3 separate regions of the Homo sapiens genome follow, and regions 2 and 3 are each linked to region 1. A link is a contact called in ENCODE Hi-C or POLR2A ChIA-PET data. All regions are on one chromosome and are shown on one strand. Each heading gives the region's core, a stretch centred on a gene start or an enhancer-like site at or near the end of the contact. The rest is flanking DNA. Distances are from core to core; before and after follow the strand shown.

Region 1 (4,887 bases), core at 1,608-4,107:
TTTTTGGACCCAGTTTATTGACTCCATATTCTTATAACAGCAAAATAAAAATTCTTTTAAGTTAAAAAAAACTTTATCATAGGAATTTCCAAGCATATGTTAAAATAGGATATCTCCAGCTTCAACACTAATGGCATTTTGCAGATTGAGAGGATAATAAAATGTAGCTGTAGTTTGGATACATGTATCCAGATATATTACATGTATTTCAGATATGTCCTCTGAAAATACCTGCAAGTTTATAGAGAATGTTGTATATGTCCTTTGACTTTATCCATGCTTAGTTCCATAGTGTATAATTCAGTTTATGGCTGGGTACAGTGGTTCATACCTGTAATCCCAACACTGGGAGGTCGAGCTGGGAGGATTACTTGAGCCCAGGAGTTCGAGACCAGCCTGGGTAACATAGGGAGAACCTGTCTCTTAAAAAAAAAAAAAAATTAGCCAGGCATGGTGGCGCCTGTAGTCTCAGGTACTGAGGAGGCTGAGGTAGGAAGATCACTTGAGCCTGGGAGGTCGAGGCTGCAGTGGTACCACTGCACTCCAGCCTGGGCAACAGGGCAAGACCCTGTCTCAATAAATAAAGAATAAAAATACAATTCAGTTTCTGTGGTATAGCTTATATGCCATCACACCTTTATAACTGACTGAGAATACTTTATGGTTACTATGTGCTGTTTTGAAAATAAAACCTGTTTAAAAATATGTTGCATTTTAAAAGTTTTAATCTATATTGATATTACTAGACATAGTTATATAGTTTGGCCACCCTGTTACATGCTCCTACTGTAAGGGTATACCTAAACCAGACTTGCAGTTAATAAGAGTGACTTGTCCTATTATTGTGTGCTTTGGCATATTTCTCTTTTGAGTATATAACAGGAAAATATGGGAAGAATTGCTGAGTGTTCTAGACATTCTCACTCAAAAGGAACATCAGTAAGGAAAACAATCTTACCTACCTTATTTGAAGAGGTGGAAGCAAATTTAACCTTCTCTTAGCCAATACGGTCACTTGAAGTTCTTTTTTTTTTTTTTGCCAAAGTCTTGCTCTGTCACTCAGGCTGGAGTGCAGTAGGGCGGTCTTGGCTCACTGCAACCTCCGCCTCCCGGGTACAAGCGATTCTCCTGCCTCAGCCTCTGGAGTAGCTGGGACTACAGGCGTGTGCCACCATGGGCCCGGCTAATATTTTGTATTTTTAGTAGAAACGGGGTTTCACTGTGTTAGCCAGGATGATCTCGATCTCCTGACCTCGTGATCCACGCCCCCTTGGCCTCCCAAAGTGCTGGGATTACAGGCATGAGCCACCACGCCCAGCCGAAGTTCCTGTCTTTTTTTCCTCACAATTAGGAAGGCTATATAGGAAGGAGCAGGGTCCTGTTCAGTTGTGTAAATGACCACCACTTAAGTGTGCTTTTTTAATATGTTTAAACATGTGCCATTATTAAGAATTTGACACGGCTGGACGCCGTGGCTCATGCCTGTATTCCCAGCACTTTGGGAGGCCAAGGCGGACGGAACATGAGGTCAAGAGATCGAGACCATTCTGGCCAACGTGGTCAAACCCCATCTGTACTAAAAATACAAAAATTAGCTGGACGTGGTGGTGCACGCCTGTAGTCCCAGCTACTTGGGAGGCTGAGGCAGGAGAATTGCTTGAACTGGGGAGGTAGAGGTTGCAGTAAGCCGAGATCATGCCACTGCATTCCAGCCTGGTGACAGAGCGAGACTCGGTTTCAAAAAAAAAAACAAAAAACTTGCAACTTCAGAATTATGTTCATGTTTGCTGGTGTTTTAACTCAAACTGGGACATAAATCCTAGGGAAGTAACCCATATCACTGTTGTTCTAATAACTGCATTCGTAGTAGAATAACACTACATTCACTAGTAGAGGCTGAGGGAGAGAGGAAAAGAAGGAATTACAGGTTACAGGCTACTTTTCTGTTCTTGTCTAGACTGAGGCTGACTGACTTGTCTAGACTGAGGCTGAGGCAGGTGGACCATGAGGTCAGGAGATCGAGACCATCCTGGCCAACATGGTGAAACTCCATTTCTACTAAAATACAAAAAATTAGCCGGGCATGTTGGCGCACTCCTGTAGTCCCAGCTACTCGGGAGGCTGAGGCAGGAGAATCACTTGAACCTAGGAGGCAGAGGTTGTAGTGAGCTGAGATCGAGCCACTGTACTCCAGCCTGGCTGGCGACAGAGCAAGACTCCATCTCAAAAAAAAAAAAAAAAAAAAAAAAGAGTTTGTCACTTGCCTCCTGTTTAATTTTGCATTTTTTAAATAAAGTATATCTATTCCACATGGACTATTTTGATTAGTACCAATACATTCCTGAAGGAGATCAAAGATATATATGCATAGCTCTCTTGGTAGCATATGTTTAATGAGAAAGTAATATAAGGATTACATAGATTAGGGTTGCAGGCAGTTCTGTCACTTTAAAGCCAGATCTTTTATTTACCTTATTTTTTAAAGTTTTTGCAGAGATGGGGTCTCATTATGTTGCCCAGGCTGGTATCAAACTCCTGGGCTCAAGTGATCCTCTCATCTCAGCCTCCCAAAGTGCTGGGATTATAGGTGTGAACCAAGGTGCCAGGCCAAATCTTTGTTGTTTTTTTTTTTTTTTTTTTTTTTTACAAGTAAAATACCCTGAGGCTGAAGGTCATTGCTAACTGATGCAGCGTGTTTTTCTTACTGCTTTTTTTCTGGGGATCTAACAAGGAATTGGAAACACAGGTTTTTGACTTTCCTTTTTCCTCCTCATTGTTTTCTGATAGTGTTTTCTTAAAGTCATCTTCCACCTGCCTCTGAAGTTGAGAAGTAGGAAGGAATCTGTTAGAATCACTTGGGGTTCAGTTAGTAGTGTCTGTGGTTTGCTTCCTTTTGTGGTTTTGAATTTAATTTCACTATTTGACTAACACTATTTTTACTCCGACTTCCTCAAACACTGTGGGACTTAAGCTGTGACAGGTGAAACTCAGTGCCTTAGATGAAGGCTTGGTAGAGACTTAGAAACATAGAATTCTTACAGGGTAGCTTAGGATTCTTACAGCATAACTTACTGCTTTTAGGTATATAGCTCTATGAACTTTATGAGCCCACTGGAATGTTTTCTCCAATTATCGGAAAGGATAATTATCAATTAAACTTAAGGAGTCTAAGGACCCTCTACTCAGAAAAATAGATGTGAGATCCTGTCTCAAAAGAAAAGTTAAAGTCAGGAAGAAGTTAAAATTAATGGTTTATAAGGCTTTACTATAACTAAATACATTATAAGTTACATACTTTAAAGCTAGTGTATTTGCCTTGCATTACAGCATATACTTGAGCTTGTAAAGCAGGTTAATCTACTTTATTACGATGTTTGTATTAATGGTTAGAGAGTTGTTTGACTTCTTGCCCCTATATTCAGTGACTGAGTTACTGTAACTACACTTTATAACTGAGTTATAACATTAATAACTTAATACCAGTAGTAATTGAGATAGAAGAGTGAAGAGAAAGTAAAATGTAGCCTTGTAGTCTTATGTTATATCTTATTCAGAGCCTGGCCTGGTTATGTTTAAGCACTATTAGCAGAAGAGTTTCAGAAGAGAATTTAAATAAAATACAGTTAACTTGGCTGGTTTAGTCCATAAGATAATAGTGACAGTGGTGGTGTTTGTGGAGGAAAACTGTATTGCTAGAGGACAAGGGTGACAGAAAGACTTGATTTTTTTTTTTCCATGCTTTTTCTTTTCTGGGGTGTGTGTGTGTGTGTGTGTGTGTGTGTGTGTGTGTATTTTGTACCATGCGAATTTATTATATTACCTTTGGAGGAAAGGGGGATAAAACTAGTCTGGCCAAGGCTAATAAAATAAAGCCTCCATGTAGCTTCTTTTAGTAGGACTTAATCTGTTACAACATAGTTAGTCACCCAGAGTATTAATAACCCACTATGGTAGAGATTTCTTCCTAGTAACAAGTGACTTTTGTTCTTACATACTTAATTGGTTTGCAAAGACCTACCATCTTTAGATCCACTATATTTGTTTAGCAGATACTTTAGTATTTTCTGAGTACACAAAGCAAATCTAATTCCATTATTTTCCTTGTTAAAATCCTTAAGTAGCTCCCTTCGCCTGTAGAATAAACTCAGGATTCTTACTGAGGTATGTTTAGCTTGTTGGTCTGGCCCTTGCTCATTTCTCTAACCTTAATTGTGTACTCCCTCAATCCTATAGTGTTACAAAAGTACTTGTAGTTCCCTTAGCCAACCACACTTTTACGTCTCTGTGCTTTACCACATGCTCTTTCTGTTGAGAATTCTCTCGCCTGCCTCCTTTGAACACATTGCTTTAGCTGTGTAGCCTTTGACAAGATCCCTCTTACATATCTTTGTTTTGGCACTTTTTGCACAGAATTAGAACTTGTTTGCTCTTGCTATTCAAGTTCCTTTATTTAGATCAAGAATTCTGTGACATTTTAGATCTTTTTATGCTTGTAACTTAATTTTTCAGCTTCTTGAAGCGTGAACAAATAACTGCTACATGTTAAGGGGGGTGAGAGAGGACTGGTCCAATAGTTCCAAGGTCTTAAAATAAATCAAGAAACTCAATTACCTCAAATCCCTTGAACCATGCATGCTACCTTGCAGATGTTGCTCTTTCCTTTAACTTCATCTGTATTTGTTCTGCCTCTTATTTGAAACAGTTGAATGGCATGTTTGTTTGAAGAAGAGAAGGTCCAATACTTGGCTATTAATAGTCTCTCTTTAATTAACATAATGTAGATGTTATTGTGACCTTGAAGCATTAATGTTAAGTGAGGATTTGTGTTGATGAGCATATATGAATGTCAAGTCTTTGGAATCCACTTGGTAACATGGTTTCTTATTA
Region 2 (4,887 bases), core at 1,745-4,244, 320 kb after region 1:
TTTGTGTTTTTAGTAGACATGGGGTTTCACCACATTGGCCAGGCTGGTCTCAAACTTCTGACCTCAGGTGATCTGCCTGCCTGGGCCTCCCAGAGTGTTGGGATGACAGGCGTGAGCCCCTGTGCCTGGCCCAGGTCTTTTTTTTTTTTTTTTTTTTTGAGATGGAGTCTCGTTCTGTAGCCCACGCTGGAGTGCAGTGGTGCGATCTCAGCTCACTGCAACCTCCACCTCCCAGGTTCAAGTGATTCTCCTGCCTCAGCCTCCCGAGTAGCTGGGAATACAGGCACATGCCACCACACCTAGCTAATTTTTTGTATTTTTAGTAGAGACAGGGTTTCACCGTGTTAGCCAGGATGGTCTCAATCTCCTGACCTCATGATCTGCCCGCCTCGGCCTCCCAAAGTGCTGGGATTACAGGTGTGAGCCACCATGCCCAGCCACTAAAAGTTTTTCATGATGATGGTCTTACTTACTATGGTCAAAGTAACTGATACAACATGAAGGGACTTGCCAAATCAGATCAGATACCGTGTTCTAACTCTTTTAATCCTTTTTACTACTTTAACAGTAACCAATTTTTTTTTCTTACAAAGAAGGTAAGGTGAAGGAATTCAGCATTAGGAGAGATAATTTATTCCAGGATTTAGATAACAAATTTAACATAACGTGGATGTTACAATATATCCTATTACTTCCTATTTCTTTCAAGTTATTTCCTATTTCTCTCAAAATTATTTCTCTAAAATCTATGGAGAGAAACAGTTAATAATTTTTTAGTTGCTTGTTATACTTACTCTTAGAAAAACCTGATTTACAATGCTTTTGTTTGCATACATAAAAGTTGTTAGCAGCCCAATTCCAAGAGAAATTCCTGTTAGAAAATAAGTTCCAGTTAATTGAAAGAAAAAAAAATCAAAGAGGATTATATAAGCTAACAATGACACAAATTAAAAATAAACATATACAATAATAAAAGCTCACAGAAAATAAGTAACTGGATGCATTAAGTAGATTACCAATAATGAAAGAAAATTAACTGAATTTAGGAATGAAAACAAGTCAATGTTTTATTATGTCCTACCTGTTATATGCTGCATAACAAGTTTGACGCTCAGAATCAAAATATATGGAAGACTTTTTTGCAGCCACTTGAAGAGATAGCGGAATTCTGAGAAGGAGCTACTACCATGATCTCCAGATTCTGCGGCAGTATCATCAGTCAGCCTTGCTTCACTGTGGGAGTGACCCCGTAAGCGACTGTGTACACATCCATGGGCACAGCTATGGACACCTGACCTTATATTTCTGGAGCTTGCATTTTCTGCACATTCTTTAGGTATGGAGTTTATCTGGATATGAACATCTCCAGAATGAGGGCAAGAACCCTCTCCTGTCAATCTTGTGTGGACACACTGAGGGGTTGAGGCATCCTCACTGCTTCCAGTTCCTGGAGGACTGTGCAGTTGGCTACGATTGGCTTGCATGGCCCTTAAATACTTTTTCTCTGACCCAGATGTCTTTGCTTCAGGCCTCTGTCTCCTAAAAAATCAAATAAAAGATATTCTAAGTAAACAGGCAGTTAAATACCAGCAGTATATTCCTCACTGGGTATCCTTTATTCACTAAAGGAGTAGCAAATAATCACAACAGATGAATTTTCAGGTTATTTATCACTGGACTCCTCCCTTCTCCCTTAATGCCAAGGCTCTGCTGCCCTACACAAATGATCTTTTAGGGAACATTTGCACCAAAAAAAAAAAAGTTGAGCTGCAAATGCTTCCAGTTCTCTAATGGCAGAAGGCATCCGCAAAACAGTCATGAAGTATGGGTACCCAGCAGATGTTAATGAGCACCAGTCCTCACTGGGTACTCTGGTACATTTACTTTTCCCAAATGGTGCAGTTTCATCTCTGATGTAGATTCTACATCAAAGAAGTTTCATAAGGAAGAGTGAGCCAGTATTTTTTAATGGTTGGAAATGTTAGGAAAAAAAACAACATTAAATCTTAATGCCTTATTATCATCATAGGTAACTAATAATAAACACTGCACTTAGGTGACCTACAAATTAGATTTTCTGCTCAAGCAGCTTTCCCAAAGCTCATAAAGTTTCCAATAATTAATGGTGCCACCAATAATATTACCTCCCCGCGCAAAAGAATGTTACCTAAATACATTTAAAGCATAGATACTTTGGAGAGTCACCACGTAATTGCTAGGTAACTCTTTAGTCTGAATAAGCAGTTACACAGTCCGCCCAATAAAATGCCACCGTCGGTGGTGTGTGTATTACGGAGGGAGGGGTGTGAGGAAAGAGGACTCTAGCAGAGAAAGATCTCTCTAATAAATGATCCAGTGTGGACCTCCTAGAAACAGAAGAACAGAGTCGGAATCCCAGCTGACAAAACGCAGAGGCTATCCCACACTGCCGTGCTTTTCCCGTTTGTCTAGGAGGAGGCTAGAGTTAACGTCAGGGAATGTTCTGTGTCATTCTATTTCACTCCCAGGACTGAACAGTGGTGCAGTCACCGTGTCTGGCGGTTTGGGTTTCAGTGCTTTTCACTAAAGGCTTTCACCGAGGCCCCGACGCCACGGGTGTTATTTCGTCAAAACTGAAGAGCGACGTTGGACAGCAGGCTTTCAGTGTCTTTTCTATAAATAACATAGAACCCTCCCACTTTCCTTCATGCACAGACAAGAAAGAGGAGAAAAAAGGGAAGAAAATTCAACACAACTCTTCCGGAATCTCCGAGGGCAGAGTTCTCCACCCACGTCCGAGCCTCGAGTGCCTATTCTCCCCAGAGCCCCCTGCGCCGCGGCCCCTCGCCGCCTCCTCCTCTGCCCGCTTCCCCCAGGCCTAACCTCTCATGACCAGAAGCGGACGGAGGTGTCGGGAGCGACAGCAAGAACAGCGGCATACACCGCCTCCAGCCCTTCAGTCGGGGCCATCAACCGCAAACCCCGCAAGCTCTTCTCTCAGCCCGGCGGCAACGGCGGCGGCGCGCGCGCTCCCCGGACGTTCTCACGCGCGCGCGCGCGCCCTGCCCCGGCTCCACCTCCTAGCCCCGCCCCCGCACCGCGCCGAGTGGAGAGCTCACGGCTGCCGGGGTGTTTTGGCAGCGAGAACAAGCGAGCTGCGCCTGAGAACGGCCTTCAGGCCTGGCGCTAAATAATAAGTCGTTGTTATGTGTTATGTATTTATGTGGCATCCACCACACGCCTCCGAGATCCTGGGCGTTTTGAGGTTAAAAATGTTCAGGCTTGGAGAACCTACCCCTGGAGGAGTGTTAGGGTTTCCGGGCTCGGATGTCCGCGAGCTTGACGCCTGACCTAGTTGTGTCTGTCTGGGCGGTGACGTTTGGTCTGAGCTGACCTTTCCTCACAATCGTGAATTTGGGCTGTGAGGATCAGGCCTTGTCAGAACCCGAGATGAGAGGAGAGAGGTGCGGAGAGTCTGCGTGGGGTGGAAGTAGAAGTTAGAGTTGAAAAACCTGTCTTGCGTGGGGTATAGAGGACCCTACTGCCCTCAAAATAATTATGTTAATCTAAAACTGTTCTAAAATTAAAAGGTTATTAAGAAAACGAAGTTTAGGTCGGGCGCAGTGGCTCACACCTGTAATCCCAGTATTTTGGGAGGCCGAGGCGGGCGGGTCACTTGAGCTCAGGAGGTAGAGACCAGCCTGGCCAACATGGTGAAACCCGTCTCTATTAAAACTACAAAAATTAGCCGGGGGCGTTGGCTCACACTTGTAATCCCCGCTACAGATACTCGGGAAGCTGAGGCATACGAGAATCACTTGAACCCGGGAGGTGGAGTTTGTAGTGAGCCAAGATCGTGCCACTGCACTCCAGCCTGGGCAACAGAGTGAGTGAGACTCGGTCTCAAAAAATAAATAAATAAAATAAATTCTGTTAATCTAAAACTGTTCTAAAATTAAAAGGTCATTAAGAAAACGAAGCTGAGGAGGGGAGTGGTAGCTCACACCTGTAATCCCAGCACTTTGGGAGGCCAAGGCGGGTGGATCACAAGGTCAAGAGATCGTGGCCACATCCTGGCCAATATGGTGAAACCCCGTCTCTACTAAAAATACAAAAATTAGCCGGGTGTGGTGGTGCGTGCCTGTAATCTCAGCTACTCGGGAAGCTGAGGCAGGAGAATCGCTTGAACCCGGGAGGCGGAGGTTGCAGTGAGCCGGGATTAGCCACTGCACTCCAGCCTGGCAACAGAGCGACACTCCGTCTAAAAAAAAAAAGGTTTAGGCCTGGCGTGGTGGCTCACCCCTGTAATCCCAGCGCTTTGGAAGGCCGAGGCGGGAGGATCACTTGAGGTCAGGAGTTTGAGACCAGCCTGGCCAACATGGCGAAACCCTGTCTCTACTAAAAATACAAAAATCACCCGGGCTTGGTGGCGGGCGCCTGTAATCCCAGCTACTCGGGAGGCTGAGGCAGGAGAATCCCTTGAACCCAGGTGGCGGAGGTTGCAGTGAGCTGAAATCGTGCCACTGCACTCCAGCCTGGGCGGCAGAAGGAGACCCCCACCTCAAAAAAAAACACATTGGCTTTCTTTTTTTGTTGGGGGTGGGGGTAGGGGTGGTCGGCGGTGGTAGAAGGCATACTTAAGTCTCTCTGTGCTTACTAATTTAAATCTTTCTGACAGATTTCTGGTTCAGTAAGGGTGAGAGCCAGGCTCCAGACTATAGTGAATTTTCCGAGGAGATATGTGTAAGTATTCTAACATTTCAACTATGTCGTGGATATTTTTAAACTTCAAAATGTGTGAACATTTAGGAAACAGGAAAAAAAACAGAATATAACATAATTCAGCCACAGCCACAATGCAGCACCAATATGTATTAGTACACTGATAATTTTAGTACATTTGGTACA
Region 3 (4,887 bases), core at 1,235-3,734, 280 kb before region 1:
GCCTCAGCCTTCTGAGTAGCTGGGATTACAGGCATGCGCCACCACACCCAGGTAATTTTTAAATTTTATTTATTTATTTTTTTGAGACGGAATCTTGCACTGTTGCCCAGGCTGGAGTGCAGTGGCACGATCTTGGCTCACTGCAAGCTCCGCTTCCCGGGTTCACGCCATTCTCCTGCCTCAGCCTCCCGAGTAGCTGGGACTACAGGCACCCGCCACCACGCCCGGCTAATTTTTTGTACTTTTTTAGTAGAGACGGGTTTCACCGTGTTGGCCAGGATGGTCTTGAACCCCTGACTTCAAGTTATCTGCCTGCCTCGGCCTCCCAGAGTGCTGGGATTACAGACGTGAGCCACTGCGCCCGGCCGTGTTAGTGATTCTTAGACATCACTTCTAAGCTACAGCCAAGGCAGAAGTGACAAATTAGGGAAGAGTTCCAGCACAACCCAATAAGTCCAGTTGCAAGACATGCTCTACCAAGTTGGCTTTTATAAAGAGAATCACATTTCCCAACCCCAAATTACTTAATTATTTTCTTCAACTATGTGACCTTTGAAAGCTCTGTCTCCTACTAATGAAGCATTGGCTCTTTTGTACTCCTCTAGAAGTATCTGTTGACCACCCAGGAAGGGGTGGCAGGTGAATCAAATCTGTACAGAAAGTCTCCAAACAAAGGGATGTGGTTACTTTACAGTGTTTCTTGGTGAAAAGAAACTATTTGGGGCTCGTGTAAAGTATATAGTATCTTATGGTACCTTTCCTCCATAGGGGCAGAGATTGAACCCGTTCAGGATGAAAAGAGCCATGAATTAGGCTGGGATTTTTTTTCTCTTTTTTTGATATAAAGTCTCACTCTGTCACCCAGGCTGGAGTGCAGTGGTGCAATCTTGGCTCACTGCAATCTCTGCCTCCCGGGTTCAAGCAATTCTCGTGCCTCAGCCACCTGAGTAACTGGGATTACAGGTGTGCATCACCATGCCCAGATAATTTTTGTATTTTTAGTAGAGATGAGGTTTCACTGTGTTGGCCAGCCTGGTCTCGACCTCCTGACCTCAAGCAATCCACCTGCCTCTGCCTGCCAAAGTGCTGGGATTACAGATGTGAGCCACCGCACGCAGCTTGGGATAATTTGTATAGCACGGTTGGTCCACAGTGGGACCATTTTAACTATATCTGAAGAGTTTCTGGTGTATGTGGGTGACGGCAGTGGGGACTGTGCCTATACTTGCTCTTATCATCTTATTGATTCCATTCTGTCTTTGCACAAATACTAATTACGTACTCTGTGTGTGTGTGCGCGTGCATGCACATAGCACTATTCTAGATATTATAATACTACTCAAAAATTTTGTCAGGGAACTTTTATCCTAGTTTGGGAGATAATAGATTCATGTTATGCCTTCTTGAAGTTTCTACTTCATCTTATGTTTCTCTTAAAGCAGTTATCACAGTGTGATGACGCATGTTTCCCATTAGCCTGTGAATTACTTGAGGAGATGATTGTGACATCGTTTTTGTGTCTCTAGCAGCAGCACAGCTCCTAAGACTGGTAGATTCTCAGTGAATATTTGAGTGAATGACTTATTACTCAGATAGAGATCTTTATCAGTGAGTTTCAATCTGGGTCCGTGGACTGGCTTCAAGGACTCCATGAAATTGCATGTGTCATTCTGTGGGCATGTATATTTTTCTAGAGAGGGTTTCATGGCTTTCATCAGGCTCTCCACCAAAGATACTGTTGGTTAAAAAAGGAAAAAAACACACACACAACCAAACTTTAAGATCCATCTTTCTAGAAAATGCAGTTCTGGGAAGACTTGGTGGAAGAAGTGGCATTGAAGTGTGCCTGGAAGCAGAAGCCTCAAATGATGGGGAGGAGCTGGTAAAAGGAGCATCAGGAACAAAGAGCCAGAGGCAGGGAGCACACAGGGAGCAGCCGTTCTTTGGGGTAGAGGTTGAAAAACTGTGAAAACATTAAAGGTGTAGGTAGAAGCCAGATTATTAGAAGAATAGAAGCTAGGATGTTGTCCCATTGACAGTTGGTTGCTACTGAAGACTTTTAAGCAAGTAATGACATGACCAGCAAATGGTTAGTGCTGCTGTGGTGTGGTAGATGAACTAGTGAGGAAGAGACTAGAATGGGGCAAGTGGTGTCTGTCCATTGCAGTGGTCCGAATGTGTTCCAGGTACATGGTGGTCATTCAGCAAATACTCATTGACCACTGCTTGGCAAAGAAATAGAAGCATTCTATGGTTTTTTTTTTTTTTTAATTGTGTTTATCATGTGTAGGCATGGACAAGGGGAATTGGGTTCAGGAAGTCACATGCTTTAAATGGGAGGCAGACCTGTCGCACAGTCACGCCTGCTCCCTGTGAAAATTAATGATCTGGGCACACATAGAGTTGCTCACCAATTTAGTATCAAGGGAGCTGCTGGGACCAAATCTGGTGAATCATCTTTATGTTTTGTTTTTCTTTTGCTGCAGACTGCAGGCAGCTGGAGCACAAAATCTGCTCAAATGTGATTCTTTCTGTGTGGTTACTTTAAATACCAAAAGGAAATGTTGACTTGAGCGATGAGGCGTACCCTGAAAATTAACTCTGTGGTTTGCAGATGCCTTTAAGGTTCCAATCATAAGACTGGTTTGTATATTAGCGTCTAGGCTCTCAGCAGGGACACTGGTAATCAAGCTTGTGTTCCCAGTCAGAAATCCAAAGAAACTCTTTTTCATCAGGGTGTTCAACCTGGGAAGCAAGGAGTGGGTGCAGGATCCCTCTGTTTCTGTTTGAGCAGTGGCACTCCCTCTGGCCTCTGGAATGGTAAATCTGCACCATTGCTAGCTTGGCTGTTTGCGTTTGGGGGCTGACTAGAATCCACTGTCATACACTACTTGTTCAGTTCAATATTTCTTGTGCTTTAAACAACATTTAAACCTAGATGGTAGGGATAAGATGATTCCTGCACTTAAAGAGCCTGTGATGTTTAGGAAACAAGGGAATGCAAGGCTCACCATGGAGGGTAGAAGAATGTTACAGATAAGGTTGTTTGGTGTTGTAACAAACACACAAGATGGAAAATCTATGTTGCTGCTATTAGCTACTATTGATTGAACACCTTCTTAGTTTCTATGTATATATAGATATATATATAGAGAGAGAGAGAGACAGGGTCTCGCTATGTTGCCTAGACTGGTCTCAAACTCCTGACCTCAAGCAGACTTCCCACCTCAGCATCCCAAAGTGTTGGGATTACAGGTGAGCCACCACACTGGTCCTAAAGACTTACCCTTTTTTTTTTTCTTTTTTTTTTTTTTGAGATGGAGTCCCACTCCGTTGCCCAAGCTGCAGTGCAGTGGCGTGATCTCTGCTCACTGCAGCCTCCGCCTTTTGGGTTCGAGCAATTCTCCTGCCTCAGCCTCCCAAGTAGCTGGGATTACAGGCATCCGCCACCAGGCCCGGCTAATTTTTGTATTTTTAGTAAAGGTGTGGTTTCACCATGTTGGCCAGGCTGCTCTCGAACTCCTGACCTGACCTCAAGTGATCCACCTGCCTCAGCCTCCCAAAATGCTGGGATTACAGGCATGAGCCGCCGCACCCAGCTGAACACTTTCCTCTTTATTGAGCACCTACTGTGTGCCAGGAACTCCTTTAGGTATTTTACTTACTCCATCACTTATTTTACAACATCCTTTCAATGTGGGGATTAAGGCCATAGGTTACCAGGTTACCAAGAAGCCAGATGGGTTCAGATTCAGATCTGCTCATGTACTTTTTGCTACCGCTTCGCAGTGTGGCCTAGGTTCTTTTGGCCTTGCCTATTTTATGGTCTTACTCAGTAATCCTTGTGGCAAATCCCACCCTTTCTTCCCTCCTGTCATTTCCTTTGCCTTGGTGAATCCTTCTCCTTTCCTCTCTCTCTATTCAGTTCCTACCCATTCTTGAAGACCAGTTCACATCTTTTTTTCTTCTAGTGAGTCTTCCTGGCTTATAGGATGCTCTGAATGTCTGTAGAACTCACTCTCTGGTTGTTCATTTGGAAATTAATGACTGTCTTGTGGTATGGTCTGTGTTGTTATGGTTGCGTGCACTTTTTATGTATAATTGTCTTGCTTCCTAACAAGATTCTCAATGTCCTGGAGTCATAGATGCTCAGAACTTTGTGGCTGGAGGTACCTTTGAACCTGGAGTTTCTAGTTCAACTCCTCATTTTACAGATTAGGAAACCAAGGCCCAGAGAGAAACTGAGGGCCTCTTGATTTTGCACTTTGCCACCTCCCCCGACACACCACTTTGCACATAGCTGGTGCACATAGCCCTGGGAGAGGGCTGGCATCTGGAAGATTGACAGTGTCAAGCGCTGTGATCTTGGGCAAGACTGTTCATCTCTCTGGCTCTCCCTTTTCTTCATTTATCCAAATGAGTGCAATAGGTTAGACTGTCTTTAAAGTTCCTTCTACTTCCCCCCTGCGTCTTCTGAGTCTAATGTAGTAGCATAAGATGATATGAGGCCATATAACATAGCAGCTCGTGGTATAACTCCGAGCCCAACCACCTGGCTTATTCATTTAGTAGCTGTGTACATTAAGTAATCCCTCTGTGTCTTTTTTTTTTTTTTTTTTTTTTTGAGACAGAGTCTCGCTCTATCACCCAGGCTGGAGTGCAATGGCACGATCTTAGCTCACTGCAACCTCCACCTCCCGAGTTGAAGCAATTCTCCTATTCAGCCTCCCAAGTAGCTGGATTACAGGTGCCTGCCACCACATCGGCTATTTATTTATTTATTTGTTTATTTCATTTTTTGTAGAAGATGGGGTTTCGCCATGTTGGCCAGGCTGATCTCGAACTCCTGACCTCAGGTGATCCACTGGCCTCGGCCTCCCAAAGTGC

The links. A loop is a pair of places that touch in the nucleus more often than their neighbours do. ChIA-PET counts read pairs that join two places held with the same protein, here RNA polymerase II (POLR2A). Pooled maps may share reads with other maps.
Region 2: a pooled map shows a loop between it and region 1 (4-fold over the local background). The contact joins the promoter of RNFT1 here to the enhancer-like site in region 1. A Hi-C loop is called at or near these places in 4 of 50 pooled maps. POLR2A ChIA-PET finds 5 or more read pairs at or near these places in 3 of 52 experiments (HEK293 and activated T-cell).
Region 3: a pooled map shows a loop between it and region 1 (4-fold over the local background). The contact joins two enhancer-like sites. A Hi-C loop is called at or near these places in 1 of 37 single-sample maps with no recorded cell type and 5 of 50 pooled maps. POLR2A ChIA-PET finds 5 or more read pairs at or near these places in 1 of 52 experiments (activated CD4-positive, alpha-beta T cell).

The regions. Positions count from the first base shown.
Region 1 is chr17:59,639,379-59,644,265 of GRCh38, forward strand. All of the region lies in intron 1 of CLTC (clathrin heavy chain), which reads left to right. Among named protein-coding and RNA genes, the nearest start is that of CLTC, 22 kb to the left of the region's middle. RefSeq lists a silencer at 2,884-2,963. Within about 2 kb of position 2,858, at least 6 of the 41 ENCODE cell types and tissues checked have a DNase peak (open chromatin) inside an H3K27ac peak, as active enhancers do.
Region 2 is chr17:59,961,746-59,966,632 of GRCh38, forward strand. It overlaps RNFT1 (ring finger protein, transmembrane 1), which reads right to left and starts at 2,995. Exons shown (of 9, transcript NM_016125.4): 1 at 2,863-2,995; 2 at 1,082-1,539; 3 at 795-871. The coding sequence starts at 2,918. RNFT1-DT (RNFT1 divergent transcript) reads left to right here and starts at 3,351. Exons shown (of 4, transcript NR_110815.1): 1 at 3,351-3,443; 2 at 4,658-4,722. It also overlaps the pseudogene TBC1D3P1-DHX40P1. RefSeq lists a silencer at 2,936-3,065 and an enhancer at 3,096-3,365.
Region 3 is chr17:59,360,012-59,364,898 of GRCh38, forward strand. The region is part of intron 2 of YPEL2 (yippee like 2); the gene reads left to right. Among named protein-coding and RNA genes, the nearest start is that of MIR4729, 3.6 kb to the right of the region's middle. Within about 2 kb of position 2,485, at least 9 of the 41 ENCODE cell types and tissues checked have a DNase peak (open chromatin) inside an H3K27ac peak, as active enhancers do.